Linked DNA regions of Homo sapiens: region 1 is linked to region 2. A link is an interaction called in ENCODE POLR2A ChIA-PET data of the cell type or tissue named here. Cell type or tissue: CD4-positive, alpha-beta T cell. All regions are shown on one strand. Links, peaks and the distances in the headings refer to the core of each region. The heading gives the core; the rest is flanking DNA.

Region 1 (2,922 bases), core at 213-2,712, 66 kb before region 2:
TGGGTAACACAGCCAGATCTCATTTCTACAAAAAAAGAAAAAAGAACATTAGGTGAGCATGATGGCATGTGCCTGTGGTCCCAGCTACTCAGGAGGCTGAGGTGGGAGGATCGCTTGAGCCCGGGAGGGTGAGGCTGCAAAGAGCCATGATTGCACCACTACACTCCAGCCTGGGTGACATTGAGACCCTGTCTCCAAAAACAAACAAACAAATAAGATAAAATTAGGAAAGTGATTCAAAGTCACTGCAGAGTTAATGCGACGACACTGTAGTAACCTCTGCTGCTTCTTCCCTTGGGAAGTGGGTACAAGCAAAATAAGTGAAAAGCATTCTGTTTTTCCATTAGATAAAAGCTGACTAAAAGGCTAATGGGTTAAAGGGCTCAAAGTACAAAGAAGAATGGTGTTCTACTTATTCACACTGAAAAACTTATTCAACTATTTATGGAATGTCTGCTATATACAAAACAGTAAGCAATTTGGAAACCCTATTTCCAGGGAGCACAGAAACTTTAATAGCCGTTTAACCTCTAAGTTGTGTCTCTATCTATAAAATGAAAATATTTATACCTATTTCATAAGGTTATATGAAGAAAAAATGAGATGAGGCATAGTATACCGCAAGTGTTCAATAAATGCCAACTGTAATTCCTAGTGGTTGTCAGGAAGCTAGAACCCAGATTCCTACTACTCCAGGGTAACAAATAAAGGATTTTTCTCCACATTGGAGCAGGAAAGCACCTCTCTTCCCCCGTTCATTCTAGCAAATCTCATTCTCTCTTACCACTTCTAGGAACCCTCTAAGTCAATAAAACCCAAATTTGTTGTACATTAGAATCACCAAAGGAGCAGCTGAAGTCGATTAAATTAGAGTACTTGGGGGTAGAACCCAGCTGGCAGTGTTTTTGTAAACTCCCCAGGTAATTCCATCAGCAGCTAGGGTTGAGAACCACTGCTGTATAAGTTCTCCCGGGTGCTTAGCGTTTGCAAAAGAAATCAGTTGGCTCTGGGAATCTTGGACTGATGGCATTTCCCTCATAACAACTTGTAAAATGCAATGTCATTACAACAGTTGTGCCTTAAGGAAGATGATGAGAATATGTTCTATCTGCAAAAAATACTTACTGGAGTCTCTGAATCAAAAGCTCAGAGACTATTATTTCAAGATCCAATAGGTGGCACAAGGAGCCACTTATACAGGACAAGTGCTGGCCAGCAGAGAACTTTAACTTCCTGTTTCCAGGGGGCCTTCACCTTGGAGATGTCTTCCTACTCATGTTACACAGCCATTCCATAAGTAGCTATGCATAATAGCCCCCTTCAATATACAGAACATAGTTATTTTGGGTTTCCCTAAAGACAGAATATATGGCCTACAGGGCAGGTGAGAGTAAAGCTAGTCTTCCCTAAGTATTTCCCCAATATTTCACTCATCTGAAACTCATTAACTAAAGGAAACCACTTAAATTCCAATTGCCCTCACACAAAAGTGAAATAGCAGCAGGTGGCTCACGCCTGTAATCCCGGCACTTTGGGAGGCTGAGGCAGGCGGATCACTTGAGGTCATGAGTTCGAGACCAGCCTGACCAATATGGTGAGCTGTGCCCCCCCCCCACCCCCACCCCCGTCTCTACTAATAATACAGAAATTAGCTGGGTGTGGTGGCGGGCACCTGTAATCCTAGCTACTCGGGAGGCTGAGGCAGGAGAATCACTTGAACCCGGGAGGAGGAGGTTGCGGTGAGCTGAGATAGTGCCACTGTACTCCAGGCTGGGTGACAGAGTGAAACTCCATCTCCAAACAAACAAAAAAACATGAAATAGCATTGGCTTTAAATGTATTTTTATAGAGACACATAATTGAACAATCTACTAGAAGGGCTATTGTCATTTAGTCGTGCCAGGCCAGTAGTCATTAGGTAGCATAGACTCTCAAACAGTAGGGCATTGGTCAGCGAGCTTGGAGGTGGGGAGGAAGGGGTAGGTGTGCTGATCAGTAGTGTTTGCTAATTTCCATGGTGAAAATATTCCCACTATGACCACTTTCAGTCTACTAAGGTGAAGTCAATTTACAGAGAGTTGGGAAGAGATGAGCACAACCTTCTGATCGGTAATACCTAAGTCTTCTTGGAGTATTTCCATTATCATCAGAACTGCTAATAAAATATCTGTATTGATCATTTTGGGATTCTTTTCCTCTATCCTCTGATCAAAAAGCAGGGAGCAGAAATGAAAAATGAAAGAAAGGATGATCTGTTAGACTAATCCACAGACTGGAAAATTGGCCTTGAATAAAGAAGAGTTGACCTTCTTAATAATTTTACCTGCCTGGGCATAATACATTGCACAGAGTAAGGGCTCTATGGGACATTGCTTTCTGACTTGTAAATAATGTGGTTAAATATTAAAGATAGAATTTCAGATTAGAGGCCAGGTGTGGTGGCTCACGCCTGTAATCCTAGCAGTTTGGGAGGCCAAGGCAGGAGTATCACTTGAGCTCAGAAGTTTGAGACCAGGCTGGGCAACATAGTGAGAAACCATCTCTACTGAAAAAAAAAAAAGAAAAAAATTCATTCCACATTAGGGATAATCCACTCCAATTTTAGACAGCTCTACTTATTCCTTATGTTGTATCAAAATCTGCTTGCTTTTTAATTTGAATTCACCTATTGAAGTTCTGTCTAGGGAGGGAACATAGAAATACATATCATTCATTTTACAAACAAGTCTAGGCTGGTCACAGTGGCTCACACTTACCATCCCAGCACTTTGGGAGGTCAAGGTGGGAGGATCACTTGAGGCCAGGAGTTCACGACCACCCTGAGCAACATAGGGAGACCCTATCTCTACCAAAAAAAGAAAATTAGCTGGGCATGGTAGCACATGCCTATAGTACCAGCTACTCAAGAGACTGAGGAGGGAG
Region 2 (2,922 bases), core at 129-2,628:
AGTTTGTTTTAACCCTGGTTATTATCTGATACATTACATGGATAGCATTCTTTTTAATTTTTTCTTTTTAAGAATTCATTCTAAAAGGGAAAAGAGATATCATTTGTTTTTAGTTAGTTGTACTATGTAGTGTTATTACTTAGTTCTATTAGTTTATTTTTTTAGCTTTCATTTACCTCTAAATGAATGGAAAATACGATACATGGTCAATACTTGGAAAGAGCCAAATAATCAGTTTCACTGCATTTTTGGTGCAACATCATTGGAATGTAGTTGTAATTTTTTCCAGTGATAATTCCAGTGATTTGGCAATATGGTCTTCCCATAGCAATAGCGCCTTAGTACCTAAAATCAGGGATTTGCGTGTTTTTTGTTTTTTTTTTTAACTTCAGTTTTTGAATGTCTTCAGAGTATTCACCTCACCCTTAAATGAAACAGATCTGACTCAGTTGTCAGAATTCAAACAAGGAAATTCTAGGTTTAGGAAATAATAGAGGTTCATACTCGAGGGGTTTTCCTGCTACAAAGGTACACTTTATCAGAAACAATGGATGCAGCAAGAGAGACGCAACTGGTTTTGTTTTGGAGCAGTTTGGTTCTTGAGATAATGATGAATTAATAGTGGGGAAAGAAATGGAAGCTCAGAGGCATTCTGAACTTTCATTCTTTAAGAAAGGTTAGTTCACCAGTTAGCCCCTTTATGAAAAGAGACTTTATTGAAGGTACAACATCTGTTCACTGAGAATCTCTAAAATCCACATTTTGACATCTTCGAGCTTATTGCTACTTCTAGATTGAGTAACACTTGAAACACATTTCCTTTTCAAAGTGCAAGATTTGCAAAAGAGACTTGTCATGAAGTCTTTTGGCCTGGCTTAAATGGTGAGCTGAATGCTGGATAATCTCTGCTGGCTCCTTAATCAGATTTAAAATTCTCAGTGTTTCCTAATTGTTTCTGCATACTTTACCTGAGTTGTAGCTGTATTATTACACTTTATTTGCTATTTTTGTCTTTCTTGACTTTTGGTAGTTCTAGCATTTAGAAACCTTTTATTTATGATTCAACACATAGTTATATTTTAGTAGTTATCATTTGATATATAGTTATTTATTTTGCTCATTTATTTCCCAGAGATATATTAAGGGTTAATTAGATCATTATATTTTAACCTTACAAATTAAAGCCCTTCGAGACTCAAATAGAGACATTGTTTAAAACTATTCTTAATTGTACTATTTGTATATCTATAATGCATGTTTATGGCTCAAAGAGAAATTAGTAAATTCTTCCTAATTTCTGAAATTAGTTTATGAGTTTGTTATATTTTGTTGGTATGATTAGATCTTATGGGTACAGCTGTCATATGAAGAATGCCAAGAATTGAATTTAATTTAGTAACAAATAGAAAATTCTGAAACAGTGTAAAGCCGTTCAGCTTTTTTAGCAGGAAGTGGTAATGTGTGTCACTGTTGACATATATAAATGCCATTTAATTTGCCACTTCCTATTCATAGGATGGAAGAACCAAACACGTCAGAAAATTCTAGTCCATCTTCTTAGTTTATCAGGTTTTTTTTTAAGGGCAAGTTATATTTGCTGACCATTTGTCCCCCTTAAAAAATGCCCCGTTTTCCTCTGTTGGGTTGAACAAAGCTAAAATAAACGTATTTGGCTGCCAGTGATCATTTCACACTGTTGTTAAATGTTTTCTAAACTTACTTTTATTGTGTTTTTCCTCCTAAACTTTAGACTTCCTAATTTTCAAACAAGAAAACAATTTTAATATAAATAAACAAAAATTTAAATAGTTATAAATATATCCAGCAAAATAACTTATACTTGGTGAAAATAGCTTTATAACTTATGCGACGTATATTTATGAAAGAACAATGCCTTGACCTCTTTTTTTTCAATCTAAGTAGCATTCTTTTTTTTTTTCTTTTTTGTTGAGAATAGTCTCATGGCATGCCAGGGCTGGGGAGTGGTGGCGCAATGATCATAGCTCACTGCAGCCTTTAACTCCTGGCCTCAAGCTATCCGCTCACTTCAGCCTCCCAGGTAGCTAGGACCACAGGCACGTGCCACCACATCCAGCTAATTTTTAATTTTTTTTTTTTTAGAGGTGGGGTCTCATCATGTTGCCCAGGCTGGTCTCCAACTCCTGGCCTCAAGTGATCCTCCCACCTCAGCCTCCCTAAATGCTGGGATTACAGGCATTAGCCACTGTTCCCAGTCTCAATCTAAGTAACATTCTTGATTTATTTCTACCTTTACATTTTCTCCAAGTCCTTTATTTTGAGAAAAAAATATTTTAAAGCTTCAGTTTATGACTCATTTTTTATTTCAGTAGTCCATTTTTCTAATTAGAGATTTCAACTAATTATCCTAAAATCAGCTACTCTAAAATTTCATTAATCTAAATTCAAACCAAAAAAAGCATAAGCAAAATTTGATTGTCAAAGAAAGTTTCAAAACTGGCAAGAACTGTATCTTTATTGTTAATCAAAATCTTAAGGAGGTGAATGTAGCATTTCTTTAAAGTAGACTTCAATATTTGGGAAACTATTTTTCTATTTCTGGAAGATCTCTGAAATGTAAATATACAAACCACATAACCCATATTCAGATAGCCTGGGATCACGTGTTTCCAAATGTACTTTTGAAACAAAGTCCTGTTTTTTTTTCCTTTTTAACTGTAAAAGCACAGTATTTAACTTCTGCTTCTTAAAGTGGGTCAAAGGGGATAGATAACCTTTGTAGAAAAATGTGCAGTGCTGTGAGTAAACCCAGCATTGAAATCTTGCATTGTTATGATTCATTGAAAGGCTGAATGACCCAGAAGTCTGAATTTTTTTTCAAGGTTCTCATGACTGCAGCCAAATTAGTCTTTTAAAAGAAATTCAGTGGGAACGAGGTATAGA

Evidence for each region. ChIA-PET counts read pairs that join two places held together with the same protein. Peaks named below come from ENCODE experiments on the same cell type or tissue, not always from the same donor. Only the 100,000 strongest peaks of a DNase experiment are listed, where the experiment ranks them.
Region 1: POLR2A ChIA-PET joins it to region 2 with 5 read pairs; 15 of 35 experiments call an interaction of 5 or more read pairs at or near these places.

Annotation. Positions count from the first base shown.
Region 1 is chr15:63,165,254-63,168,175 of GRCh38, forward strand. No RefSeq gene overlaps it. Among named protein-coding and RNA genes, the nearest start is that of RPS27L, 9.2 kb to the left of the region's middle. In CD4-positive, alpha-beta T cell, for the core only: a CTCF peak has its summit at 1,179 (motif pointing right); a DNase peak (open chromatin) is centred at 1,208.
Region 2 is chr15:63,231,128-63,234,049 of GRCh38, forward strand. All of the region lies in intron 1 of RAB8B (RAB8B, member RAS oncogene family), which reads left to right. Among named protein-coding and RNA genes, the nearest start is that of RAB8B, 43 kb to the left of the region's middle. In CD4-positive, alpha-beta T cell, for the core only: no CTCF peak of the experiment used is centred there; a DNase peak (open chromatin) is centred at 1,464; H3K27ac peaks cover 1,347 bases.